2 separate regions of the Homo sapiens genome follow, and region 1 is linked to region 2. The links are chromatin loops, found by intact Hi-C in ENCODE. Cell type or tissue: left ventricle myocardium inferior. All regions are shown on one strand. Each heading gives the region's core, and the rest is flanking DNA. Links, peaks and the distances in the headings are about the cores only. Region 1 holds the start of LOC105370290 (a long non-coding RNA gene). Region 2 has its middle 22 kb from the start of SLITRK6.

The links. Peaks named below come from ENCODE experiments on the same cell type or tissue, not always from the same donor. Only the 100,000 strongest peaks of a DNase experiment are listed, where the experiment ranks them.
Region 1: a loop joins it to region 2, with 5 times the contacts of the local background. A loop is called at or near these places in 29 of 110 quality-filtered maps.

The regions. Positions count from the first base shown.
Region 1 is chr13:84,895,231-84,910,874 of GRCh38, reverse strand. LOC105370290 (a long non-coding RNA gene) reads left to right here and starts at 8,444. Exons shown (of 8, transcript XR_007063929.1): 1 at 8,444-8,529; 2 at 14,511-14,627. In left ventricle myocardium inferior, for the core only: no CTCF peak of the experiment used is centred there; no DNase peak of the experiment used is centred there.
Region 2 is chr13:85,813,919-85,829,562 of GRCh38, reverse strand. No RefSeq gene overlaps it. Among named protein-coding and RNA genes, the nearest start is that of SLITRK6, 22 kb to the right of the region's middle. In left ventricle myocardium inferior, for the core only: no CTCF peak of the experiment used is centred there; no DNase peak of the experiment used is centred there.

The DNA.
Region 1 (15,644 bases), core at 7,409-9,908, 920 kb after region 2:
GGTGGTGCTCTAAATGATCAAGTATCAAAATGGAATGAAATTTTTAACAGCAGGACTGGAAGCCGATTAAAATGGAAAACACATTGAAATTCTTTAGAAAAAAATATATATGTACTTATAACTCTATGTCTGGTCAAAGTATTAAGTGTAGATTAAATATGGAAACTCTCTAAGAACTGCTTTCCATTTAGTATGTCATGTGGCTACTGGCAGATGTTTTCAATTAATGTAATGTACTGATTTGTGAAAAATGAAGAAACTGAATGCAGAAAATGGGAAATTTATGATAAAAGGGCAATAAAGATAATTATCAGGAGCAAATACATCCATTAGATAGGCTGACAGATAACATAGGTGATCCCAGTTAGATTTCAGTTCCAGAGGAACTATTTTTAAGTGTAAATACGTCCCAAATAGTGGAGGATCCATATTCATAATAAAGTATTATTCATTTATTTAAATTTCAAATTTAACTGATTTTCTTTCTTTCTTTTTTAATTTATCTACTGAACTTAAGTAACCTTATCCAGGAAGGACATCACCAAGAAATGAAACTTCTAGATGGTGTGATGTTTAAGTATTTTTTATTTTTATTTTTATTTTTTAAATTTTACTTTAAGTCTTGGATACATGTGCAGAACATGCAGATTTGTTATATAGGTATACATGTGCCATGGTAGTTGGCTGCACCTATCAACCCATCATCTAGGTTTTAAGCCCCACACGCATCAGGTATTTGTCTTAATGCTCTCCCTCCCCTTGCCCCCAACCCCCAGATAGGCCCCAGTGTGTGATGTTCCCCTTCCTGTGTCCGTGTATTCTGACTGTTTGACTCCCATTTATGAGTGAGAACATGTGGTGTTTGGTTTTCTGTTCCTGAGTTGGTTTGCTGAGAATAATGGCTTTCCAGCTTCATCCATGTCCAATGAGTTCATGCAAAGGACATGAACTCATTCTTTTTTATGACTGCATAGTATTCCATGGTGTATATTTGCCACATTTTCTTTATCCAGTCTATCATTGATGGGCATATGGGATGGTTCCAAGTCTTTGCTGTTGTAAATAGCGCTGCAGTAACATACGCATGAATGTGTCTTTATAGTAGAATGATTTATAATCCAATGGGTACATAGCCTGTAATGAAATTGCTGGGTCAAATGGTATTTCTGGTTCTAGATTCCTGAGGAATTTCCACACTGTCTTCCACAATGGTTGAACTAATTTACACTCCCACCAGGAGAGTAAAATCATTCCTATGGCCGGGTGTGGTGGCTCACGCCTGTAAGCCCAGCACTTTGGGAGGCCGAAGTGGGTGGATCAACTGAGGTTGGGAGTTTGAGACCAGCCTGGCCAACATGGGGAAACGCCATCTCTACTAAAAATACAAAAATCAGCTGTACCTGGTGGCGCACGTCTGTAATCCCAACTACTCGGGAGACTGAGGCAGGAGAATTGCTTGAACCCGGGAGGCAGAAGTTGCAGTAAGCCAAGATCTTGCCACTGCACTCCAGCCTGGGTGACAGAGCAAGACTCCATCTCAAAAAAAAAAAAAAAAAAAAGGTTTCCTATTTCTCTCCACAGCCTCACCAGCATCTGTTGTTTCCTGACTTTTTAATAATCGCCATTCTAACTAGAATGCAATGGTATCTCATTGTGGTTTTGATTTGCATTTCTTTAATGACCAATGATGATGATTTGTTTTCAAATGTTTGTTGGCCACATAAATGTCTTCTTTTGAGAAGTGTCTGTTCATTTTTAAATGTGTTGAAATTATTTCAGAAATGTGAGGAAGAGAATAATCTGTTACCTAATAAATTTAGCAAATTTTTAAAAATCAATTATTAAATTTGGAAAAACATGTAACTAAATCAAAAAATGAAATGTAACTATAAAGGACTAATTATGTCAGTTGATGTGTAGTCATAAATGTAAAAATAAATCAGTTTGACGAAGTGATAGGGAAAAGAGGTGTATATTCCAGTGCATATAATGAATATGTTTGTTTTCCATACTAAAAAGTATTAAAAGGATAAACAATCATCTTCTATGGTATTGAATACATTGGTTTCTTTCACTTTTTGAGAATTATAAATGAAGCTGCCCCATACATTTGTGTGCAATGTGTAATGTACATAAGAGTTTGCTTAATTTGTTTTGGTAAATACTACAGAGCATGACTGATGGGTTTTATGGTAAGAATATATTTTGCTTTGTAAGAAACTGTCAAACTATCTTACAAAATGGCTGTGCTATTTTGCAATCCCCCTGATAATGAATGAGCATTTCTCTTGCTCTACATCCTTGCCAACATTTAATGTTGGATGTTTATGAAATATAAATAATGAAACTTCTAGATGGTGGGATGTTAAAGCATTTTTAAATGTACTGAAATTATTTTAGAAATTTAAGGAAGAAATTAAGATATTAGGAACCTTTAATTACTATAATAGTATCCTCATAATGTGGTAAATCATTTAGCGAGGTGGCAGCAAAGAGACTTTTTCACATATATAAACCATTTAATCTACCAAATTAAAAGAGTAAAATAAAATAATTCTAGAAATTAATGGTTATGAAATAAATACCAGGAGAATAAAAATGATGTTTATGCTAAATTTTTATTGTAAAGTTAACTACTGTTTGACTAGTGAAACCTATCTGTGACAATTTTTTTCTTGAATTGGATTTTTATTCTTTATTTTACTTTCACTTTGTTTTTTGTTCTCTGATTGTGGAATTTAACCTTGTATTATTTCTAATTCTGTTTGCAATTTGACTCAGAAAATAATAATATGTATGTGTGTGAGTGAGCGCACACAGACATACAGACATATTCATCCCCATTAGTGGTTTTGCTATTTATAGCACTAATAGATTATCTAATTTTTTTTTTGACAGATCCTCACTCTTGTCACACAGGTTGGAGTACACTGGTGCCATCTCACTGAAACCTTCACCTCCTGGGTTTAAGCAATTCTCCTGCCTCAGCCTCCCTGGTAGCTGGAATTACAAGAATATGCCACCATAGCTGGGATTACAAGCATGTGCCACCACATCTGGCTAACTTTTGTACTTTTTTTTTAGTAGAGACAGGGTGTATTAGGGTTCTCTACAGGGATAGAACTAATAGGATCTCTCTCTCTCTCTCTCTCTCTCTCTCTCTCTCTCTCTCTCTCTTGTGTTCACTCTCTCTCTATATATACATATACATATACATATATATGTGTATATATAGATATGTATATATAAAGGGGAGTTCATTAAGGAGTATGAAACTCACACGATCACAAAGTCCCACAATATTCCATCTGCAAGCTGAGGAGCAAGGAAGCCAGTCTGATTCCCAAAGCTGAAGAGCTTGAAGTCTGATGTTGGAGGGCAGAAAGGATCCAGCATGGGAGAAAGACGTAGGCTGGGATACTAAGCCAGTCTAATCTCTCCATGTTCTTCTGCCTGTTTTTGTGCTGGCAGCTGATTAGATGCTGCCCACCCAGATTAAGGGTGGGTCTGCCTTTCCCAGTCCACTGACTCAAATGTTAATCTCCTTTGGCAACACCCTCACAGACATACCCAGGATCAAAATTTTGCATCCTTCAATCCAATCAAGTTGACACTCAGTATTAACTATTACAAGTCCACCCCTTGTCAACTTGAACCCATACACATCTCCTGAGATCATACATAATCTTCAAATAAAGACAATAATAAGGTCATAATTATGCCTAACATAATGCAACTACCATTCATACAACTGGAAACACACCAACCCCCAAACCAAATTCTATTCCATAAAGTTAACACTGAAATGCTGATAGGAAGTCAATAAATCTTACGTCACATGATAAAGGAAAAGGGAAATAGAATGAAGCTGTTTTCTTAGTACAAGTGTATACATGCAAAACATGTTTTTAACAAAAGAAGGAGGAAATGCTCACAATAATTATAGTCCTCATTTTTGCAGCTGGTTACATGGTCGTAGCTGTTATTGATGACCACCTTCTACTACCCATTCTGTATTCTCTTTGCCTTCAGCAAGCACCTCAGCAGGTCATGGTTTTTTCCTGGTGGAGTGACCCAAAACTTCATTCCTGAAGGGTCTGGGCCATTTGTAGCCCTGCCTGGATTGAGCTGTTGTAGTTTCCCATTGATCTCAATCATAGGGCATGGTAATACTAAGAGATACCCTAATGGATCTCCTGTATTCCATGCATACTCTTCCTTGCCTCCATTGTGGAGTGGTAGACTGATTTCATCTTGATAGTCCGGGTCAATCACCCCAGCCGACACTGTAACTCCTTTCTTAGCCTGTTGACTTAAAGGTAGGAGCAGCCCAAAGTGGCCAGGTGGCAATCTTCACTTCTAGTTTAATAGAATCGTTGCTGTGTCTCCTGGTGGCAGCATTTCTCCCTCTGGAACTAAGACCTCTAGGCCAGCAGAACATAATGTCATGAGAAGAGAAAGCAAAAATTTTGCTAGTGGATCACTGGGGATGATGGTGAGTAGTGCCACTTCCACTTCCACCCCTTGATTCCTGGACCCGTGAATCCTGGCTGTGGGAGAAACAGTACCATATATTGGATGCTGATTCAGAGCATACACGGCCTTCTGGAGAACTTTGCCCCAGCCCTGCAAAGTATTGTTACCTAGTTGGCATAGTAATTGTGACTTCAAAAGGACACTCTACCGTTCTACCAATAGAGCTACTTTAGGATGAATGGGAACATGGCAAGACCAGTGAATTCCAGAAGCATGAGCCCACTACCACACTTCTTTAGCTGTAAATTGAGTGCTTTGGTCAGAAGCAATGCTGTATGGAATACCATGATGGTGGATAAGGCATTCCTTGAGTCCAGGGATGATAGTCTTGGCAGAAGGATTGTGTGCAGCACAGGCAAACCCATATCCAGAGTAAGTCTATTCCAATAGGACAAATCTCTCTCCTTTCCATGATAGAAGACATCCAGTTACAATCAACCTGCCACCAACTAGCTGGCTGTTCACCCCAAGGAATGGTGTCATACTGAGGGCTCAGTGTTGGTATCTGCTGCTGGCAAATTGGGCACTCAGCAGTGGCCATAACCAGGTCAGCCTTGGCTAGTGGAAGTCCATGTTGCTGAGCCCATGTGTAACCTCCATCCTTGCCACCAGGGCCACTTTGTTCATGGGCCCATTGAGAGATCATAGAGGTGGCTGGCAAAAGTGGCTAGTAGTGTCCACAGAATGGGTCATCCTGTCCACCTGATTATTAAAATTATCTTCTGCTGATGTCACTGTTTGGTGACCTCAGCACTCACATGGAATACAAATATCTTCACAGTTTTTGACCACTTGGAGAGGTCCATCCAAATACCTCTTCCCCAAATTTCTTTGACACCAAATTTCAAACATACTTCTTTCAAGTCCCTGACCATCCAGCCAAACCACTGGCTAAGGCCCATGCATCAGTGTATAATCACAGATCTGGCCATTTCTCCTTCCATGCAAACTCTACAACCAGTGCACTGCTTGAAGTTCTGCCCACTGGGAAGATTTTCCTTCCCCGCTGTCCTTCAGGGATTTTCTAGAAAGGGGCTGTAGTGCTGCAGCTGTCCACTTTCAGGTGGTGCCAGCATATTGTGCAGAACCATCTGTGAACAAGGCCCTAGTCTTCTTTTCCTCTGTCAACTGATCATAAGGAACTCCCCATGAGGCCATAGGTGCAGACTGGGGGAGAGAAGGCAGCATGGCAGGAGTGGAAACCATGGGCATTTGAACCACTTCCTCATGTAATTTACTTGTGCCTTCAGGATATCCTTGAGCCTGATCATGTATATACCACTTCAGTTTATTAAGATAATATAATTTTGTCATATATATGTTATGAGTAATCATGTAGCTTAAAAGTTTGTTGAGTAGCTCCCAAGATCTTGAGGAGGGCTAGAGAACTGGGCTTGGACACTTCCTAGCCAATAAAGGTGATCACAGTCAAGTACAGGACTGTTGAGTGAAGATTCGCTGCTCCTACCAACAGGCATAGACACGGTGGATTGCCTTCACACTGCTCTTGACCCACAATTCTTCTAGGGTTACTCTTGCCACTGTTATTCTATGAACTGGAGATGGATCCTACTGATTCCCCACCATAAATAACGGCCGTGGACGTTTATTTTTTTTGGTTCTAATTCAATGTCTGGGACAGGTGCATGAGATTGGTGGATTCTAGTTTCCAAGCACACACACTAACAGCAAGAGAGACTTGGGAAGCAAGAATCCAAAAATTTCAAACTCTGTTGTTAGAAGTAGGCATTTTGTTATAGTGGAAAAAATGCAAGTCACATTAATTTAATAAGAAGCAAAAAAATAATAGTAAGATGGTTTCAACATCATCAACTTTGGCTGTGCAATATTAGTATAATTATTTGTTCTTTTCTTTATACTTCTAAAATCATACATTTTTTCTAACATAATGCAATTATTTCTTGTACAATCAAATACATGTTAATCTTCCAATCGAAAGGGTTAAAGCAAATTACTATGAATTACCGAAACCAATGTAAGACCATAATCATCCAATCATGCCCATTAAAATCTTGCTTTTGTTAAAATGTTATCTTGATATTATCAACAACATACACCCTTTATTGAAGAAAAAAGAAAATGAAGTGTACAGAAGAGGGAAAGTATTTGCCTAATATAGCTATGCATATGACAGAGCAAGAAAGGAAATATGAGTTAATGCCCATAAGTCTTCATTTTTTAATTGTCAATAGATCGTAGTTGTTTTTTATTACTGCCTTGGTTTGCTAATCACACCACAAGTCCTGTACCACAGCCAACAACTCAGTTGTTAAGTTTTTGCCCTGTGAAGTAATGTATCTATCTATATATCTTCATGAATTTTTATCAGCTTTATTGATATATAATTAACAAATATATATTGTATATATTAAAGATGTACAAGTGATGTTTTGATATATGTATGTATTGTAAAATAATCACCATATTGAAACTCATATATCTATCTCTTCACATGATTACTTTTTGATGAGAACTCTTAAGATTTACTTGCTTAGCAAATTTTAGGCTCACAGTATACAATAATGTTAGTTAAAACCACATTGATATATATTAGATCTCCAGAACTCATTCATCTTGCATAACTGAAATTGTGTACCCTGTGACAAACATCTCCAATCTCTCCCTACCCCGAGCCACTGAAAACCACCATTTTACTCTATGCTGCTATGAGTTTGACTACTGTAGATTCCACATGTATGTGAGATCACACAGTATTTATCTTTCTGTGTGTCTGGCTTATTTCGTCTCACATAATTGCCTCCAGATTTATCTATGTCGTCACAAAAGGCAGGATTTCCTTCTTTGTTAAGGCTAAATATTATTTTGTTACATATCTTGTATAGCACGATTTTTTTAATCCATTTGTCAACAGACATTTAGGTTGTTTCCATATCTTGGCTATTGTCAATTGTGGGGCAATTAGCATGGGGATATAAATATCTCTCTGAGGCACTGATTTTAATTCCTTTGTCTGAATAACCAGAAATAGGTTTGCTGAATCATATGGTATTTCTATTTTTAATTTCTTGAGAAACCTCTCTACTATTTCCATAATGGATGTACTAACTTACTTTCCCACCAACAGTACACAAGCATTTTTTTTTTATCCACATCCTTGTCAACACTTATCTTTTGTCTTTTTGATAATAGACATTCCAACAGGTGTCAGCTGATAATCTCATTGTAGTTTCTTCACTCTTAAGGAATCTGAATTTTTATTGCCTCTGACTGTGTAAGGTGGTTGTGTTTTTTAAAGCTGTACCATTTCACTTACCATCAGAAATATAAACCTAGCACCTTAATGTATACTCTCTAAGAAGCAGACCCAGCCTCTAGAATTCAAGTAAAAGTAGTTGATTTGGAAAATGAAATGATTAAGGAAGTAGGGAATTGATAATAGAATAAACACCTATTAATGACTGTAGTATTAAGACAGCTACCCTAAAGTGCTATTAAGGCTTAATCCACTGGGGAAACACTGAAAGGATGCAAACGCACACTTCTATCAGCCCCATTCATGGGGTCAAGTATCTGTGGTTTTTATACCCTAACTCCTAAGCATCATTGGTGAGGGCTGCTACTGGGTGCTATATTTCCCTGCATATCCTGCCTGCTGCCAAAACTATGTAGGAAACTGATCTTTCCAAAATCCAAGGGAAAGGAGTTTTCAGCTTCAGGGATGTAGATACTGTTGAAAATCACCCAGAGAATATGAAAGGTCTAGGGAAAATGGGCCAGACATTGCCAGGGTGAGCTACATTTTGGGGTTCTCTTGGGCTTAAATTATTTTTCTTCTCCTTGTATTTACTAGTAACAAACACTACAGATTACATCACTGATGACTTCACAAACAGGACATTCATACTGTCACTCAAACTGCTACAACTGCAGCTACAGGAACTGGCTGCAGCTGCCACTGTCGCCTTGTCATCCTTGACTTCTCACATGATTAAATTTTAATTCAAGTCTATGGTAGGTGTGTTTGATTGGTGAAGCCTATATCAAGGATTTTACTGTGTATTAAAGGGCCTAAAAGATAAATATCAGTAGTTTTCACAGTTTAAAATAATATGAAGCAGTCTCTGCTTTACAGTTCAGTGATTCTCCAAAAGTAGGAAGGAAATTCAACTGCAGAGAAACTTAAGTGAATGAAAATTCACGTACAATCATCTTATATAAATTGTTTTTATTTCTTTCTCTCAGGATAACTTTCACAGAGGTAATGGAATTTTTATTACAAGAGAGAAATCTAAGCAATGTACCACAGTCTGAAGGTTAATTAGGTAGTGAGGAATAAACAACGGGCATTCCAAATATTGACTTTCTGTTTCTAAAACTATTACTTGTTCAGGTGGTTAAGTAGATTATGTTATTGGCAACCATCTGCACTTCTCCCTGGATTACACCTTTTGCCATAACCTTAAGGGCCCTTCAAACGTGAACAGTGTGCAGTTTTCTGTTTCTCCACATTAGCCTCAGCCATGCAATATCCTTTGGCCAACAGGATGAAGCAAAAGTGATGATGGGCCAGTTCTAAACATATACTTCAAGGGTCCCTACGTGTTTTCACCTGTGCATAAGTTCCTCTGAAATTGCCGTGAGAGTGAGAACATTCCTAGTAAGTTCATGGGAATGAGGTGTGGATTAGGGACCCTTGAAGCAGAGCCACCCACAGCTGAGCTCAAGCTAGATAAATGAACCATAGCTAGACACAAACAAATATGAGCCCAATTCATACCAGTAGAGATGCACATTATCACAAAATTTAGGTCAACTGACCTCAGTCTGGCTCAAGAGCTAAAACATTATTGTATGTTCCTTATATTTCTATGGGTGATTTTCCACACAGAATTTTGTTTCTATAGCTAATACCTCATGCTACCAAGAAAGGGAATATGAAATCTACAATTCTTCTGATGAATGCCATTGTACATGTTCCCTTCCTCTTTACTCTGCTGTGTGATCTTTTTATTAAGCCAAACTTGTAAATACCTCAGATGGTTAAAGGAGTGTTATTTCCAAGCATCTTGAATATGTGAACAGTGACAAGTCAATAAACAAACAGGTATGTCAATATATTGGCAACTTAAAGGATATACATAGTTTCTTCTTTAGTATGCAATATAGTTTGACTGTGTCCCCACCCAAATCTCATCTTGAATTGTAGCTTCTATAATCCCCACATGTTGTGGGAGGGACCTGGGAAGAGGTAATAAATCATGGGGGCGGGTTTGTCCTGTGCTGTTGTCACAATAGCAAATAAGTCTCACGAGATTTGATGGTTTTATAAAAGGGAGTTCCCCTGCACTGGCTCTCTTGCCTGCCACCATGTAAGATGTGACTTTTTTCCTCATTCACCTTCTGCCATGATTGTGAGGCCTCCCCAGCCATGTGGAACTGTAAGTCAAATAAACCTCTTTCCTTTATAAACTACCTAGCCTCAGGTATCTTTTTATTAGCAGCATGAGAACAGACTAGTTCAGTATGTGAAAAAATAAAAATGGAGAAGCATTTTAAAGAAATATGTGTTTTATAAATAAAGAAAACCATCATTTACCTCATAAACCAGATGATTTTTTTGTCTGCTGATTTTACAAAACTTATCTTCAATAAAAAGAAATGAATTTTACTAGTGTAGCAAAATTAAATTATTTTCTCTGCTGTAGTCCACAGTTTTGTCTTTTGAGACAAAAATGATTTTTTAAAAAAATATATTTGTTTATGTTTCTTGAGTTCCAGAATAAAGTCAGGCAAAACAATCAATAGTATTTAAATCATTATAATATTGCTCTTTAATATAATACACCTTAAAAAGTTGATTTAACACCAGGCTGAGTACAGAGTAGTTACACATAAATGTAACAAGTTAGAAAAAAAAAAAAAGAGAAAGAAATATGAAATCAGAAAGAAGGTCAAATTGACCAAAGAGGGAAAATGTTGGGGCCCAAAGTACTCAAAGGAGAAAAATGGAAGGTTGATTGAGATGAGGAAAAAAGAGATTGCTGTAGAGCAATCTATCACTGAAGAGGTAGACTGAGAAAGAAAAGGAAAAGGTTCTTAGGCAATTGCACAGCATTTGAGTGAGAAATCTATCACTTCCATCTCTCTTTATTTTTATCTTGATCAGTAGGATTTTGAAGTTTATTGTGAGGTGCACAAGTTTTCCTCTTAATAACATCAATGTTCTTATAAGTTCCTAAACAATATTTATATCTGTGCCATTCTTATATATCCATCCTGCTTTAAACGTATATTGTTTAACACATTGTTCAAACATATTCTTCATACTCTAATTTTACTGTAAATTTCCTATTAAAAATCTCTGATATTAGTTTGTTGTGTTTTGTGCTTTTTGTTACCCTTTGTAAAGGAGTAGTAGGACATATTTTTGTAAACTTACCAGTCTTTTTATGTGAGGTGGTGACCCCAAAATATACCACCTCTGAAATATTTAACACCCATTATCCACTATATGACCTCACTGTCTCTCACGGCATTGAAAGCTGACTTTAATGTTCTATAATCTAGAATTGAAATATGATTTGTTTCTTGCATTTAGTCCTTCTTCGTGCTTCTACTCAGTTCTTTTTCTTTCCCTGAAGTAGACTTATAAAGTTTCATTTGTTTACTAACGTGCCCCAAACTACAATCATCTTGTTTGTTCTCAGCTGATTGTCTCATTTTCTATTTTAAAAGTGGGAAACCAAAGTGAACTTGTTTTTCACCTACAAAAATCTTCACCTTCTCACCCATCCTCCCCTCATGTCCATATGGAAGAGGCTGGCGGCTGCTCTCGCACTCAACATCACATTTCCTGTGTTCTCTATCACCTGCGTGCCTCCCACACCTGTGGGATGTTGTATCATTGAATATGTACTCGTGATGATTCTTTAGCCACTACTTTTCGCTGGCTCTTTGACCTCAGTATTTAAGATTTATGCTCCTCCCATCCTAAGATATGAAACGAAACTCAAGATATGAAACAAAACACAGGCATTTTCTCCACTGTTTCTGTTCTATATTTTTAATCTTTTCGCAGCCAGATGTCTTGAAAAGAGAGTTTGAAGCACACTATCTTTACTTCCATTGATACGGGAGAGGGGTAGGGAAGTGTTGGGTAGAGAAGGGCGGGTGCCTGGCTAGGGCTCCACTCCAGTACCTGTGCCCATGGACCTAGGTGAAAACAGACAGTTGTTTTCTTGCACAAATGTTACATTTCCTAAGACCACCCTGGCCCGCCACGCCCCCATCCTGTGCCTATAAAAACCCCAACACCCTAGTGGGTACACACAAGTGGCTGAACATCAAGAGGAACACGCTGGCGTAAGGGCACATCAATAGGGACCAGCAGGCTGGCAGGCCATGGACCAGTGGGAAGATGTAGAGTTCGGCCGGGGCAGTCAGAGGAGAGCCCAGCCGCTGAGCAGCCCAAATACAGAAGAAAACCACCTTTCCACTCTATCTCCCTTCAGGCTCCCGCATCTGCTGAGCGCTACTTCTACTCAGTAAAACCCTGCACTCATTCTCCAAGCCCACGGGTGATCCTATTCTTCTGGTACATCAAGGCAAGAAACCCCAGGATACAGAAAGCCCTCTGTCCTTGTGATAAGGCAGGGATCTAACTGAGCTAACACAAGCCGCCTCCAGACAGCTAACCTAAAAGAGCACCCTGTAACACATGCCCACTGGGGGTTCAGGAGCTGTAAACATTCACCTCTAGACGCTGCTATGGGATCAGAGCCTCACAGCCGGCCCGTCTGCATGCTTCCCTTAGAGGCTTGAACAACGGGGCACCGAAGAAGTGAGGTACACCCCCATGAGCTACACCCCCATCTCACGCCCTGCGAGGGGGATAAGGGAACTTTTCCCGTTTCACCACAGCACTGGTACCTCAGCTCCTTGTGGTTAGCTCCAGCCTCCACTAAGCCCTAGATACTGAACTATCACTCCATCTTGAGGTTCAAACTTTTATCGAAATTCTGTTTGTGATAGACAACTGGCAGTCTCACAGGATGCTCAACTTCAAAATATACAAAATTAGCTTGTATTAATCAATCATCTTGTTGGTTCTTCTATATTTACTAGTTTAGTAATGACATTTCAGTTCTATACATTACACAGGTTACAATCTTCTTTTAATTAATTTATTTTTTTATTTTCTTTGAGACGGAGTCTCGCTCTGTCTCCCAGGCTGGAATGCAGTGGCGCCATCTCGGCTCACTGCAAGTTCCGCCTCCCGGGTTCCCGCCATTCTCCCACCTCAGCCTCCCGAGTAGCTGGGACTACAGGCGCCCGCCACCACGCTCGGCTCATTTTTTGTATTTTTTTTTTGGTAGTGACGGGGTTTCACCTTGTTAGCCAGGATGGTCTCGATATCCTGACCTCGTGATCCACCCGTCTCGGGCTCCCAAAGTGCTGGGATTACAGGCGTGAGCCACTGCACCCGGCCTACACAGGTTACAATCTTAAGACTCATTACAGAGTCCTTTCTGCAATGTAATTTCTTCTGTTGAAATACTTTATCATTCTTACACTTTTTTCATTCCTCAGCACTGTTTCCACAACTCCACTAAAGGCCTTAAAAACTATGTTCTTAAGTAGATAGATCCTTTCCTTGTTTTGTGTTTCACTCCCCTCACTCCCAGCCACAAATCATTCCTCTCATGCAATTTGAGTTCCTAAATTACAAATCTGATCAGGGAATTTCCCATGAATCAATTCTTCGATGACAACAAAGTTCAAATATAAGCGAGTACTTCTTCAGCATGTCACTCAAGCTGCATAGGAGGATACAGCTCATACACAGTGTCATGGTCTCCACCCATTCTACTTGCCCATTCATTTTTCTCTCCCTCCTCGATTGTTTCATTCCTCCCTCTTGGAATCCTTAACATAAATAGCATTGCTCAGAGAGAATTTTTGGACCACTTTCTTTTATTTTATGCTCCCTTAACATGCTGAACTTCTTTAACACAGTCAAACTACAATATTAATTTTTATATTAATATTAATTTTATATGTATTTTTCATTAATTTTCCCTGAAATACTTACACTCAGTAGTTGAGGCCAATTTCTTCTTTATTCATTATTTATACTCCAGCACCTAACAAATTATCTTAACTTGTTGAGTAAAGGAGGTTAACTCTATCTAAGGAGCACTGACAAAGCCTTCCATAGATTTAGAAAGGCAAGGATATAACATAATTTTTGCTACAGAAATTTTTCTCACTCCAATGCACAGTAATAGTAAAATACTGAGGCTGGTGGATGTTTTGTGAGACAAAGAGGTTATCTAAATAATATGGTGGCTCAGATCAGAGAAGTGGCAGGGAAATAGAAAAGATTAGACAGATCCCATAAAATGTAAGTGGTAAGAGATTAGTAAGACATGACAAGAGCTGATACATGGAATGGGGAAGAGGGAGACGGACAGCTTGAAAAAATCGAGTTTACCACTTGATACAATCAGTTGGACGGCGATGTTAGAGAACAGAGGAGAAAAGCTAGTTTGGGTAATGCAGATATTTTCTCTTGCATATGGCAATTCTACTGAGTAGAATTCATGTTAAAGCAAGAGTTCTAATGTTGTTTTATTCTTTAATTAAATATCCAACGTAGTATTAGGATTATGTACAATAAAAAAGATATGTATCACTAATTAAGGCAGATTTTCAAAGCAACTTTTATTCTATTTTAGATTTATTAAACACTAATAGTCTCTCAAAGAAAGCTTCATTAAATGTGCCTGAGATGATTCTAAGAAAAGTTCTAATTCAAAGGGTAACTCACCATGATCTTGAATTTTACTTTTCCTACACAAATATGATTTACAATAATGAAAACATGATTTTTGCCACTATTAACATTTTTATAAAGATGTTTTATAGTGCCCCAAAATGTTTCTAAATATTCTGTATTCATGTCTTTTTACCATTTCTTTTTGCCTATTTAGAAGCGTAAACTTGGTTCAAATAGCGAGTCTGTGCTGCCACCTGCTGGAAAATGTGAGAAAATTGTCTGTTTTAATGGAATAGCAGTGATGTATGCTGCATTAAATAAGAAAACTCAGGTAATGTTCATGATATTTTTTTCCTAATAAAAGATTATCAAAATGGGGCCGGGCGCGGTGGCTCACGCCTGTAATCCCAGAACTTTGGGAGGCCGAGGGGGGCGGATCACCTGAGGTCGGGAGTTCGAGACCAGCCTGTCCAAGAAGGAGAAGCCCAGTCTCTACTAAAAATACAAAATTAGCCGGGCGTAATGGCGCATGCCTGTAATCCCAGCTACTCGGGAGGCTGAGGGAGGAGAACTGCTTGAACATGGAGGTTGCAGTGAGCTGAGATCACGCCATTGCACTCCAGTCTGGGCAACAAGAGCGAAACTCCATCTCAAAAAAAAGAAGTAAAACATCTCTGATCTGTAAACGTTGCTCATTACAGAAGGGATCCTTACAACCTCACATCTTTTAAAGGCCCTCATGGGCTGGGCATGGTGACTCATGCCTGTAATCCCAGCACTTGCTACTGGGGGAGGCTGAGGCAGGAGAATCGCTGAGGCAGGAGAATGGCATGAACCCGTGAGGCGGAGCTTGCAGTGAGCCGAGATCGGGTCACTGCAAGCTCCGCTCACGGGTTCATGCCATTCTCCTGCCTCAGGCTCCGAAGTAGCTGGGACCACAGGTGCCTGTCACGATGCCTGGCTAATTTTTCTGTATTTTTAGTAGAGGTGGGGTCTCACCATGTTAGCCAGGATGGTCTCGATCTCCTGACCTCGTGATCCACCTGCCTCGGCCTCCCAAAGTGCTGGGATTACAGGCCTGAGCCACCACGCCCGGGCAATTTTTGTATTTTTAGTAGAGACAGAGTTTCACCCTGTTGGCCAGGATGGTCTCAATCTCCTGACCTTGTGATTTGCCTGCCTCAGCCTCCCAAAGTGCTGGGATTACTGGCGTGAGCCACTGCGCCAGGCCGTTTATTTCCCAATTTTTTTTAATTTACCATTCACCTAGATTATTTTTAGTAGAAAAAAAGTTTGAGTACAACCGAATTAGTATTTTATTAGTAGTGCTTTAGCAATATAAAAAAGC
Region 2 (15,644 bases), core at 5,862-8,361:
GTTATTATTAAATAACTTCATTTACTTTCTAATTTCTGTCATAACCATTTAAATATATTTTTAAATCTCTTTTTAAGATTCTCAACATTGCCGTCTGGTGGAGAAGTGGGTTTTTTTTGTTTTGTTATGGTTGCTGATGTATTTTTTTCAGTTGATAAATAAAAATTACATATATTTGTCATGTACAATAAGTTTTGAACTATGTGGAATGGATAAGTTGAGCTAAATAGCACATGCGTTACCTCACCTCTTTATCATTTTTTTGGTAAGACTTGAAATCTACTCTCTTAGCAATTTTCAAGAATACAATTCATTGTTACTAACTATAGTCATCTTGTTGTAAAATAGATTTCTTGAATTTATTCCTCCTATCTAAAAGAAATTTTCTATCCTTTGACCAACATCTCCCCAGCCTCACTGCCCCAGCTCCTGGTAACCACTGTTCGACTCTCCATTTCTATGAGTCCAACTTTGTTAGATTCCACCAATAAGTGAGATCATGCTGTGCCTGGCTTATTGTAGAGCTTTTAATTACAATCTTTGTAAAAGTATCATTTCATATATATGATATTTTAAAATATCAAAGTAGAAAAATGCCTCATATTTGGATATTTTTAAAATTTTATAATGACTTTAAAATTTGAGAATAATCACATACATACATAAATCATTAGCAACCTATATTTTTATATGATAGATACATACATATATCAAATTTGTAGAGGGTATGTGTACATACATATACACACATATATAAGAGTATATGTATATATATAATACACACATACATATATATGCAGTATGTATGTATATGTTTACATGAATTTGAATATGTAGATAAACAATATTTTTCAACTGAGAACACAAATTTAAAATAGTATTTTCAATTGAGAACATGAAATCAAAATAATATTTTCAATTGCCTGCAGACTGTGAACCAAGCAAAATTGGTGGTATCAGGCATATGCATAAAACATCTACTCCTTGATCTGTTGATGTCCAAAACTGAGCCTGCTGTAACGCTTTAGAAGACACAGTGCAATTTATTGAAGGTTGCAAGGAAGTGATATTGGTTTCACAATCAATAACTATCAATGAATTGATATAATTTAAAAACCAAATATATGAAACATTTAAAAAATATTAGCCAATCTCTTAATGGTCTATTCCCTGATTTTATAGACACTAGGGGTAACTTGGAAGTTTTATAAGGCATTCTCTTTTATCGAACATAGAACCATATATTGCCTTGCTTTGCCATGTCTATGATAGCTCTTATCCAGCAGATGGCAGCACTTGCAATATTATGACATTAAGAAAAAATTAAACTCATTTGAACAATACATATTTAATTTCTATCAATATTTATAAATTTACAAATACTTATGTGTTTATACAGTTTATTTTATTAACCCTATAAAAATAACATATAGCAAATGCAACTTACTGAAATATTTAAGACACATTATTCATGACAAAAAATAGACAGAAATATAAAATCTGCACTAATAAAGTCACAGAATGTAAGGAAATCCAGTTATGCTCACCAAGTTTAGAATATTTTTGTATTTAAAATAAAAATAACCTATTGTTTATTTGTGTAGTACTTTCAAAGAACCTATCACTTGGTATGCATATTAAGCTTAGATTACCTCCAAATCTCACTAAAACTATTTGCTTGGTGAATGACATTTTAAAACTAGATGTCTTCAATTATTTTAAATAAAATGATTTATTCATCAGTACATATTACTTAACCACAATTGAGTAAAACCTTCTAATTTCCTTTAGAAATAGTTTCACATATGTTAAATTTCACATAATATAAAACATCAAACTAAGAACACATGCCTATAAAATTTTTCTGTATTTTATTAATTCTAAAAATAAGACTTTTCAATATATGTATCCTTCTCTCCAAATTAATATACGCTTGCAGGAAAAGCATTTCAATTGGTTAGAAATATGTGATATTGAAAATTAGATGGGTGAAGCAAGTATCTTTATTTTGGCATTCTTAGTGTCAGTCAAAAAATCAGAAATTCTTCCAAATATGTGGAATTTATCTGGGATTTAGAAGTGAGAATTAAAACATAAGATGCACAGCTATGTCACGCCACAAACGCATCTGAAGAGGGGAGAGTAAAGGGAAACTTTCATTGGCAAAAAGTGAAGTTCACATAAACTGCTTGGAAACAGAGTTCATTGGTTTCACAGAGTCAGTGACAGAGTTAGTACCAGTTCATTGGTGGAGATGCCATTATTGGGTAGGTGTTCTTTCAATCTGGGGTTAGTTTAGAAAGTCCTTGAGACAGTCTTTGTCTCCAGCATACAAGCATGAACCCTCCCCTTTTTTTCTCCTGGCTTTGACTAAAAAGGATTTCATCCCAGTATCTGCAAGTTTCATATTAGTGATATATACCAACTAACAAAAGAAAGAGCAATGACTAAAAACTTCTAAAATCTAACAATACATACTGGAATTTAAATATTCTTAAACTTAACTAATATGTGAATTAAGACAAGTTACCCACTTTGTCTTATTCATATCCCAAGCCACTGCATCCTCCAAGTACCTGTTACTTTCTAGTGTTTCACTGATGCTTATAAAACAGTCAATTAATGTTACTCAAACAATCTCCTTTTCCTCTCCTTTTGTAGCTTCTGATTGCCAATGTCCTCTCTATTACGTTGAGATTATCTCATTATTGCCAGAGGCTGCCTATGTCTTTGCTGTTTAAGCCCCAGAGGAGTTCAGTATCCTGTTTAAAAATGGACATTTCTCCCTTTTGATCCAGACTTTGTCACATATTAACAAGCAAACAAATCAGTATAACCTGTGAACTTCCCACCCAAAACTTTGTATCATCGAGCTCTCCTTGAAGACAGCTTCTTGACAATTTGCTTATAATCTCTCTATCCACAGATCAACAATTAACACCCCACCCCCCAACACACAAAATTAAACCTAAAGGCAACATGAGTTTGGGTTCATTCCGTGTGCCGTAACGACTCGATTGTCTTCATCACTTTTTCTCATCAGTTACAGTATACATCCTGACTTGGGCATAAAGTTTGCTCTACCATGAAACAAAACTGAAAATATTCTCCAACTGTCATGCTTCAACAGATATAACCAAAAGATTCTAAATTCCTTTATGTAAAACTCTACCTACAAACTTACACATTTAGCGCTGACCTCTAAAAGATCTCTTGACCCTAGTCAATCTTTTTCATAACTCCATAAAACTAGTTAGTATAATTTCACAGTAGCTAATGTAATTATTTTCATTCTATGTAAAATGAACACTTTGTTGATAGGTCAGTTTATATTTCCTCTTGATTACCCTAAATTGCCACATCAATCATTACTTAATTACAGGTACATAAAAATCCACACAATTAGTATGAGTAGCAGGGGTTTTCTCACTCTCTAACTCTTTGAAACAGTACCACTAGGGAGAAAGTCACTGTCAGGTACTAGGAAGCATCTGAGAATATATGTTGTTTTTTTGCTAATGAATTAGACTGTGATAGTCGTACAGATATTAGCAGAAACTATGAAGCTCCTGGGTCACAAACAACGCAGTTTACTACTCATAGCTAGAGCGGTACTCAGGATTAAATATTTTGCCCTTTCCCGAAACAAAATTCATGCAGGGTAATGAAATGAGGACCAGGTATTTCCTGCACACACAGTGTGAATTGTTATAAAACACCCATGATGGAAGGCCCAATCTTCTTTGCGCTCTCTTGGCCAACTTGCCTATCCTCCCATTCAGTGAAAAGACATTATCTTTATTACCTTGGAATGTCATTCAAATCTGCTACAGGGAAGGAGATATTTCTATTTTTACTGTCCTAGAATGTAAGCAAATCTGTTCCAGGTCAATGAGTCATCTCTATCTTCCAAGGCTATCCGTTTGTCAGAACAGTCTTGAAAAGATAGTCTGGAAGACATCCGTTGTTAATGTCTAGACATGTATATACATTAGAGACACATGGATGTCAATCATTTCTTTAAAATAATATGAAATTACCCCCATTTTTTGTATCACTTTGTTTTCTTTGAGTGTTGCCCATAACAAATAATCCTAAAAGAGGGAGATTTTTCAAAAAAATGTTTATTATTGCTCATGGTTCTGTGGATTGTTTGGGCTGACCTAGGCAATTCTGTTACATATGCTGCTGGCTGGAATTGTTCATGCAGCTGAATCTAGCAAAAACTCTCCTGTCCTTGGAAGATTCAAGGCAGTTGTGCTTATATGTCTAACATCTCAGCTTGTTAGGCCTTGGTCTCTAGCAGGAGAATGAAAAGGCTTATATAGTATCCAAGCCCTGTGGAACAAATGTGAAAGCTGCAAGCTTCTTAAAACCTAAGTCTGTAACTAACTTCCAAAATTCCAATGATGAAAATGCATTTAAAGTCTAGTTCAGATTCAAAGCATAGGGACATTAATTCTACCTCTTGATGGTGTGTAAGGATGGAAAGATTTGTTGGTGGCCATATTTTCTGACAATCTAGCATACTTGTCATTATGTGCTATTTTGGGTAAGTGTGCAATTTGTACCCTTATTAATGCATTCACATTTGTGATAGATGAAGTAAATGGTAAGCAGAAAATAATAAGGATGTTCTGGGACTTTTAAAAATACAATATTGACTTTTTGACAGCTTGGCCTCAAATGTTTTAAAACAGATATATGTGAGTTTATAATTTTCATATTAAAAGAGTGATTATTAATGTTTGACATTTTCCTAAATTGGACTTACACTGTGTTACTCACATTAGAATGAAGTGCTCTGCTAAATTATTAAAGTAAACTTTATTATACAGATCATTTGTCTCATTTTTACTAAAAAGAAATAAGTAAAATAACCTTTATTTAAGTAGTCAGAATTGACCAAAAATGTTTCATCATTACTATTTTAAAATCAGGTAGCTTCACCTCAATTTGTAAATTTCAGTTGAATTTTCATTACATAAATTAAATACATTTAGTAAACCCATTCCATCAACATTACTTAATTCTACTTCTTACTCTGAATATATCCTGTATCTGTGGTTCCCAAAATGTGTGTTGAGCGTACCACAGTGAACTTTTAGGGGTGCAATAAGACATTTTATATTTTCAAATGAAACACAGAAATACTCAACATCTGTCATATATTATACAAAATATTAACTCAAGGTAACTTAAAGTTTCAATGTTAGATAATTCTGTATTCCTTTTAATTATATCACATCTCTACAAAGCTGGAGTTTTGGCACTTACTATCAAAGAATGCACGTGTTACCAGAAAGGGGTCCTGATTCGGACCCCAAGAGAGAATTCTTAGATCCCATGCAAGAAATAAATGGGGACGAGGCCACAGAAGAAAGTAAAAGCAAGTTTATTAAGAAAATACAATAATAAAACGGTGGCTACTTCATAGGCAGAGTAGCAGCATAGGCTGCTTGACTGAATATACATATGGTTATTTATTGATTATATGCTAATCAAGGGGTGGATTATTCATGAGTTTTCCAGGAAAGGGATGCAGATTTCTCAGAACTGATGGTTCCCCCTCTTTTCAGACCATATAGGGTAACTCCGGGACATTGCAATGGCGTTTGTGAACTATCATGGCGCTGGTGAGAGCGTGTTTTAGCATGTTAATGTATTATAATCAGAGTATAATGAGCAGTAAGGACGACCAGAGGTCACTTTCATTGCCCTTCTAATTTTGGCACATTTTGTCTGGCTTCTTTACTGCATCCTGTTTTATCAGCAGAGTCTTCTGATTCTGTCTTCTGCAAGAATCTATATTATCATCTTTAAAGCAAAGCTTATTCTTAGACTAAGAATATTTTGCTCTTAAGGTATCATCAGGACATTCCCTGGCTCTATTAAGTCCCGGGTCTGTTCAGTAAACATTATTAACCTATTTCCTTAACTGTGAATATCCTGTTGACTAAGAATGCCCATCCTCCTAGGAATACAGCCCAGTAGGTCTCAGCCTCATTTTACCGAGCACCTGTTCAAGATGGATTTGCTCTTGTCCAAATGTCTCCGACGCAAGTACTGTGGAAAGTCAATGTGCGCTATGAACATTACAATTATAACTAATTATTGGCTTTCAATTTGGTGTTCAGGCAAATAAAATAATCATCTTTTATTCACTTTCTCTCATATTATCTAACGTGGTCATTTTAATCATTCAGAAATAATAAAGATATTTTCTTTAGGATATTTATGATAAATTAGATAAATTATTTTAATAATCTGAATGATAGTCTGTCAAATGTTTTATTATTCTGGTCTAATGTGACAGGTTACAATTCAACCATTCGACCATTACACTTCAGTTAGGCAAACAATAAGTAATTTATAACTTAATTCCTCTTCCTTGAGTCTTCCTCCCCTTTGGGTGTCCCTATGTTGGTGAGTGTTTGTGTGTGTGGGTCGAGAGGGGCACACCAAGAACCACATGTTAAACTTTCCAGTCAATGGAATCTCAGATTCCCATTAGTCTTTGCTACGGATTATCTCATCTATTCTATTTCCAGACTGGCTTTTAATGAGATATACAGATTCTATTTGGCCTAATAGGGAACACCATGCAGGAATCTGCTGCTGCAGTAATACAAATTTCTTTTATACCCTGACTTCTTTGTCCTGATACCAGCCTACCAGCTCTCCTCTCACATCCAAGATCATTCAAGTTCTCCAGTGAAGAGGAGGATGGCATATTAGATTTATCAAAATATCTGCCTCTCCTGTCACCACTGAGTCAACATTCCAGACACAATGCTCCACACATTTTTGAACAGGAAAAACTATGAGAAAGGGGCTTCTTCCAGAGTTCAAAATAGAGATGGTAGAAAAACACCCTTGCCCTTAGAATTCCATTCAGTCTCCTTAGTACATTCTTCTACATGACCTGGGGACACAGAAGCAAGTCAGGGCACATTTGTCTAGGCATCTACTTCCTTTCCAGATTTTTTTTTTTTTGGTTGTCAATCTTTTTGGTCCACTCTTTTTTCCCATGTGTTATATCTTCCCTGTTTTTGACGTAGAATTTTCTTCACCCCATTTCCAGGAGTTAAATGGCACAATGGATATTACAAAAGAATATTTACAAAAACATGAAAATCAAATTAAATTGATATTTCTTTATTGGAGCTCAAGTGCAGGAAATTGAGTGAAAGTCCTTAGGTGATATCATATTCTCATTTCAGTTTAATATTGTAAGACTCTGTTAAAATGGAAATTGTTCTAACTGCTTTGGATTGAGGCATCAGAAGACCAAGATATATCAGTATTTGGTTAAGTATCTCCATATCCAAAATGAGATGGTAATTAATGTATGCAAGACTTGTAGGAAGATATGTATAAACCTGTTTAGAGAGGCAGAGTCACCATAAGCCTTCAGAGTATAAATAAGTTTGGGGTTATTGGGAAAGAAGAGATGATCTCTTTGGAAAATTTTAGGATTTGGTGGCATTTTCTTAAATCTACATGGAGATGACAAATATGTTATTTATTCTCATTTATAGTGAGAAGGGCTTCCAGGAGACCACTCAGAACTTAACCTGTGCCTCTTGATTCTGAGTGATGCACTTAGGCTAGACCCAAACCAGGAAAGCTACAAATTAAAGACTGTAGGCTAGGTATCTGATGATAGTCTAGTCTAGGGAACTAGACTTTGTGAAGAATGACTAACTCCTGTAAATTTTTTGGGCAAAGGATGACCAATTGTTGGTCATGAACAAGATGTATGCCGAGAGGGAAATGGCAGGTCCGGACCCATTATAGGAAGTTTTTTTGTTTGCTTGTTTGTTTGTTTTTCCCCAAAACCTTCCTGCAGGCATAAGACTAGAAGTGACCTGTTAGGAATTGTTAAGTGATAGCACCTGAAGTAGCCACACAACCATGTTGTGTGATCCATATCAATAATCCTCATGCATGGCCAATCTACCAGTTGATTATTCTGGAAAGAGAATATTCTCTATCATCTGAAAGAATCAAGCAGAAAATATGAAGGGGCTGATAGCAGCTGGCCAGGCAACCTGTACTTTCATCAGCTCTGTAGCTCTTCATGGCTTCTCTATTGAATTGTGTCCTTCACACACACCTCTCACCCTTGGCTATAGCTGCTAATTTCTCTATTGCGGAAAAATGGGTACGAAATAGGTGTCCTGGATGGGCATGGTGGCTCACGCCTGTAATCCCAGCACTTTGGGAGGCCAAAGCGGGCAGTTCACCTGAGATCAGGAGTTCGGGACCAGCCTGGCCAACATGGCAAAACCCTGTCTCTATTAAAAATGCAAAATTTAGCCAGGCATGGTGGCACACACCGGTAATCTCAGCTGCTCAGGAGGCTGAGATAGGAGAATCCCTTGAACCCAGGAGGTGGATGTTGCAGTGAGCTGAGATCATGCCTACTGTACTCCAGCCTGAGCCACAGAGCAAGACTCTGTCTCAAACAAAACAAAACAAAACAAAACAAAACAGAATAGTTCTCCTAAGTAAAAATGGAATGAAGCAAGAGCGCCATTTAAAAACTTTTGCTTAACTTAGTCTGCTATACCCAGATATTTTCTATTACAAGCTGTCTTCACCTGGACATATATCATATTATGGAAGCTTTGTTTGCCCAGGCATTGTCAGAATTTTGTATTAGTTTATAAGATTTATAAGATCCATACTTATGCCTTATTTCATGGCTTCTTAAGAGTTGAATTGGGAGCAGAAAGCCCTTCCATCATTAAAATTCCTTTCACTTATATTTATTTTTCAAAGTTTACCATGCACATTTCATGGCATGATACATTATGTGTGTTTTTATTTATTTTAGCTCTGGGGAAAAAAATAAAGAGGCATCCGCAGTTACACATTTGGCCTTGCTGTTCAGAGGAAGCAGAGTATATGAAAATCTTTAATCTTCAATGTGTACAGCTCATAGTTTCCCACCCAAATGTTGACTAATGAGGACTGAAACTGCCAGAATCCCACATATATTGTCTCTTTTTTCAACAAACACTCTCTCTCCTGCAAACACACACACAATCAATGAGCCCTTTTATGACTAATTTTTCTGGAAGCTTCAGCATAAATGTCACTTCTATTTGGAGTCTTGCTTAAATTTTCAAATTCAGTTAGGTCCCCATATTACAAAAAAAAAAGATTATCATCATTCATAATTGTTATTAACCAACTATATTATATATGTACATATCTTTCCTATTGCTATTCTGATTACAGTACAATCTAGAAGTTCTGGATTCTTTTTTCTTGTTGACTGTATACAGCATCCAGTGTTCTGACAATGATTAAGTTCTCAGATTATTTAATAAAGTGATGAATGAATTTATGATTGTCATTTAAATAAACTATGAAAGGAGAAGAGTAGTGAATATCAAAATCTGGCTTTCAAAAAACCAAAAATCAAAATTCAAAATGATGCCAAAGGTAAAGGGATAGAGATGGATAGATATATAGGCAGGAGTGTGTGTGTGTGTGTAGGTGTGTGTGTAGTCATTTAATGGTGGGGCAGCAGTGAGTCGTTTCACAATGAATGATTTTCAAACTGACTTTGAAACAAAACTACAAATTTTTGTTGTGTTACTAATTCTTAAATAAGATATTTATTTAGGTTTATTTGTCATTCCTATTTGCAATAGCAACATAGATCAAAGATAATGTTCAATTATAGATCACTTAGCTTACCAAGAAGTACATGTTTTTTAAACAGAGAAGGCTTTAAATATTGTTGCCTTATGGGCAAATTCATTCAAGTGAAGAAATAAGCCTCTAGGACAGCATTACTTAGAATTACTCAGATTTATCTACGTGAGGTTTTGGGATAAAGCTCCACATAAAGTGAAGGAACAGATGGACAAGTGTTATATTTTTGGCAACCTGTTTTTCATTATATAAACTAAATTGACTGTTTTGCATATGCGTGGGGCAGAGTACTAAGTATCTCTTTGATCTTTGTGATTACTGCAAATAATGCATGTCTGTTACACAGATGCCTTTTAAAGGACATATAAAAACAGTTGACATTTATCCAACCATTTTGTTGCTTTGATAATGATTTCTAGACATGTTAAAGGTTATAAATGAGAAAGTTAGTCAACATTTAGTTGGTCAGAAGTTACTCATAAAATTAAATAATTAACTAATTTTGATACAATTATAATAGTATACTTTAGTGCATGTTTAACCCCAAAGGAATATGATTACATGTTTTGTGCAACCTTGTACATGATTAAAATGATCTACAAAGCAACTCCAGTTTGAGCTTATTTTTATACAAAGGAACATTTTGAAATTAAAGATACAGAAAGAAACTGAAAAATGTTTCAAAAACAAGAGCCACAAAAAGAGTGCACTAAATTAAACAGAAAACTGTTAAAAACCAAATGCCTTCTATGATTACAAAAATTATGTTTAAAAAAACTAGAATATATGTGATTATCTATGAATGTAATTATAAAGTTTTAATGGGCCGGGCACAGTGGCTCATGCCTGTAATCCCAGCACTTTGGGAGGCTGAGGCGGGCGGATCATGAGGTCAGGAGATCGAGACCATCTTGGCCAACATGGTGAAACTCTGTCTCTACTAAAATATAAAAATTAGCCAGGCATGGAGGCACATGCCTGTAATCCCAGCTACTTGGGAGGCAGAGGCGGGAGAATCACTTGAACCCAGGAAACGGATGTTGCCCAGTGAGCTGAGATCATGCCACTGCACTCCAGCCTGGTGACAGAGCAAGACTTTGTCTCAAAAAGAGAAGAAGAATAATTTTTCAATGACATGAATAAATAGAAACACATGCCATATCCCAGTGTGGGAAGAAAGGCTATAAGAATGCTTATATTCTCCAATGAATTTATAATACTAAATTTATTACCATCACAAATATTAGCTGACAATTTGATGAAAATATCTCTTGAGACGAGAAAAGTGCATGTGTCTAGCTACATTTAAGGACAACTAAAACAGGAAGTTGTTTTTTTCAAATAACAAAAACACATGTGCAAGAATGTAAACTTTGGCACTGACAATTGAAACTTATCTTCAAACATGTATTAATCAACTCAAAAGGGCACCTGACAACCTCAGTATCTCTTGAAAGCCACAAGCAACATGCACGGACAAATATTTATTTAGGCGTCCACTTCATGTGGAACACATGTGGGACATAGTTACATGAAAGAGTTCTCTTGAAGACTTATGACCTCTACCAGATCACATCAGGAGAACAGTGTTTCTGGTACTTTCTGTATTATTACTTTATTTGGACTTATTTGGAATTTACTATCATCCTCTTCAAGTTTAAGAAATGGGTTGAGAAGGGAGCAGAAGTCTGTGATCTTTCTAACATATTTGTTTTATCCTTTTCTTCCTCTTTCTCTTACTTCTTCACATCAAAGGTGAGGCTTTCCATAAGCTTTTCTTTTCTGGAAGGGGCTTCTATTTAATCATATTCTTTTTCAGTTTTAGGTGAAATGGGAACATTTCACATTTTATCAAAAGAAAACCTACATCTTGCTCATAAATTAAGAAAAATATAAAATACTAACACCACTGTAATTTCAAAACAAATTGCAGACAGAGACAAATACAATGAAGAAATGATACTAGTGGTAACTTCTAGTTTGTACCAATATCCAGTTAATTCAGAGCTCCAATATAATGAAGTGGACATGACATACATCACTTCTAGGTCTAGCCCTAGAACGGTTTGTCAATTCTTCAGTCTCTCTCTCTCGTTTTCTCTGTCTCCATAACTAGAATAACTTAACAGCCCTAGAAGCTGTGAGCACCACAAATGTAAAGAGGCATGACTCTAATTACTGCTTGGAGCAAAGTCACACAAGAGATTAGTGGCCAGAAACAACCGCATTGGAGTATGTGCAAGCCAGAGATTCATTTTTATTGTATGAAGCTAAGATAAACTGAATTATAAAAATTCATTGCAATCCATATGAGGTTTAAAAAAAGTAGAAATAAAAACGGGGAGCCAACAATAAAAGTTTAAGCTTTCATTGTGTAAATCATTAAACTTGATATTCATATAAATAATAAGTTAATTCCATTGCTAAATTAACTTTACTGGATTGCAAAGCACTTTATGACTTTTCCTGGATTTCCACATATTAATTTAACCTTAATTTTCTTTGTTTCCTGTGATTAAAAACACATAATTTTCCAAATATTTTATTCATTAAGTTTCTATTTTCTCTTAATTATCATAAACCGTAGAGAAGATTAATTGATACCTACATAATGTTACTACAATAAATATAATTTTAGTAAATACCTTATTAAAAACACAAAAGATTCTTTGCAAATACAAAATAATGATATATTCCTTTGAGTGTCTATGCTCTGCTTTTACCTTGGGAACAAAATGTTGCTAATATAATGTTTTATTTAAATCATTTATGATGTGACTTTTTGTATTTGTGGTTTGTATTATTTGTTATTATGAAATAGTATTCAATACTAAATTTAGAGCTGTAAATTTACTAATAAAGATATTGAAAAAAGATATATTTAGTCATAGTTTATCCTATCCTGAAAACCTATGAAATTTAAAGTAATTTTTAAATAATTTTCAATCATATAATAGAAAAAAGTGTTAGCATTCCAGTGACAATTAATAGGCCATGTATTGACCTGAAACAGCTTTATGAAATAGACTGATTTTGGAAGGGTAAATTTATTATATAAATTATTCACCATAAATTAACTTTTAACAGTTTTGTATACATTTCAAAATAATAAAATGTTTTCTTAAATATAATCTAGGATTCACAATTTCCAAAGACAGAGAAAAAGATTATAAACATTTTAATGAGGTTTAGTGTTTTAAAAGAATGAAAGTATTATATCATTTATATAGGCACATGCTTAAATGATTTTCACTAGTATTTGCCAACAGCAGAGGGAGATATTGAACTATAAATTACAATTTTACCATGCACATCTTTTGCAGAATGATTTATAGCCAGTTAGACATTTGATTTTGAACTTGCTTTTCTTGAAAAAAAACACCTTTCTTACACATATTTTATGAAGATATTTTTCTCTTGAGATATGTTTAACAACCCACAACCAATAGTGTTTTTAAATTTGAAAATTAATGGATTTACATTATGCTAATATATCACTTGATATTTTACTTAACGTCTAACTTTTAAATGTCAAGTAACTCAAAACTAATGCATTTTATGTTTCATTAAAACTGACTAGGGCAGTAAAGCATGATCTTTTACACTCAGCCAGACCTGAATGGATGCCTCTGTTCTGTTATTTACTAGTTGTGTGGCCCTCAGCAAGTTATTTTTCTTTTCTAATTTTCACTCTTTTTACCTGTAAAGTAAGGATCATAATAATATATCATTTAAAGGGTTGTTGTAAAGACTCTCTCTCTCTCTCTCTCTCTCTCTATATATATATGTAGTGTTTACCAAAGTAATTTTCCATTAAAGATGGTCAATATACATTTATTAATATTCTTGATATGATTACTATTTTTAGAATTCAAGAAATAGTGAATGCATAAAAATATATAAATCTTCAATTATAAATCATATACAACTAAATTATATAAAATAATGTTGATATACACATACTTTGTAATACTTTGTGTTCTAGAGTAAAATACATGACATAATTTATAACATTAAACATGCAATTAAATTTTGTCTGGTACATGATAATCATCCTAATCTTACTTGTAATATAAAATGTCCTTTTCGTGTTTTTGATTTTATTATAAGAACTGATTATTTATTTTAAAATGTTAATGTCATCAGAACACAGGCCATCTCAATTATATAATATTTTTTAAATGAGATTAAAGAAATAAAATGTGGGGAATAAGACAACATTGATACAAAGTAGGTATAATCTTGGAAGACTGTTATTTAATAACTTCGAATGAAAGTATAAGATTGAATTTAATTGTATTGAAATTAGGAGAAACTGTGGATTTCTTTGGGGTTCATAGCATTCGATGATTGCTATATCTTCCATTTCAATCCAACATTATTCTATGCAGGATAATTAAATTTAGCTCTTGTTAAATTATGTCACCTCATTTTCTGATTCATTTTATACTGCTGTATAATGTAAGGTATGTTTTCACTAAGCTTTATTATGTGAAACTGTTTTCCACTTAGCAGGTCCTACAGCTGAGGTTTCTACCATTTAATTTAACTTTTGGAGTTACATAAGAATCAATCATTGTTCCTGGTAGATGCTAGATTTGAAATTGATCTATAAGTACAGATGACACTTCGACAGGTAAGATATGCAACAAATAATATAAATTTCAGGCAAAAGGAACAGTTTAAACAAAGGCAGTTTGAGTAATGGAGGAATAGAAAGGATATTATCTCTATAAAAGGAATATATAATAATTTAACAATTCCTCAAGGATATAGAACCAGAAATACCATTTGAAAGAGCAATCTCATTACTGGATATATACCCAAAGAACTGTAAATCATTCTACTATAAAGACACATGCACACATATGTTTACTGCAGCACTATTTACAATAGCAAAGACTTGGAACCCACCCAAATGCTCATCAATGATAGACTGGATAAAGAAAATGTGTCACATATACACCATGGAATACTATGCAGCCATAAAAAAGGATGAGTTCATGTCCTTTGCAGGTACATGGATGAAGCTGGAAACTATCATCCTCAGCAAACTAACACAGGAACAGAAAACCAAACACCACATGTTCTCACTCATAAGTGTAAGCTGAATAATGAGAACACATGGACACACGGAAGGGAACATCACACACCAGGGCCTGTTGGGGTGGGAGGAAAGAGGAGGGAGAGCTTTAGGACAAATACCTAATGCATGTGGGGCTTAAAACCTTGATGACGGTTGATAGGTGCAGCAAACTACCATGGCACATGTATACCTAGGAAACCTGCACGTTCAGCACATGTATTTTAGACTGAAAGTAAAATTTTTTTAAAAAAGAATTTAACTGAGAGTCAATTTATGGAGAATTTTGGATTTTGGACTGAATCAAACTAGTAAAAAAAAAAAGAAAAAAGAAAAATCTGAATCAGTAAAACAGCCTAGTCATGAATTTATTTGCCAAACATTAGCAGATGATTCTGAGCTTGATAAGGACAGTTCAAAAGTGGAGAGTCAGTCTTTCAGGAGAAACCTGAGCACTTGAGAAAGATGTAGAGATTATCTGAGACAAAGTACCATGAGAATGATGTTCTGAAAGGGGAGGTGAAGGGAATTAATACATTTTCTATAGATCTTTGAACGCCATGGTAAAATGATAAGGTTATCTTATGAAAATATGCACCGATGAAGTTTAGTCTATAAGAATTTTCTTATGTCAAATGATCATACCCAGAAGCCAAGGTTCATCATTTTAGAATCACATATAGAGAATTTTCATTAACAGCTAGAGAAGATAGGCTTAAATCAAAACATTTTGGAACATCTTATTATATTTTGCAATTTATAAAAATATGACCACTAGGCAGGTGTGCTGATGACACGCGCCTGTAGTCCCAGCTACTTGGGAGGCTGAGTCAGGAGAACCGCTTGAACCTGAGAGGCAGAGATTGCAGTGAGCCAAGACTGTGCCATT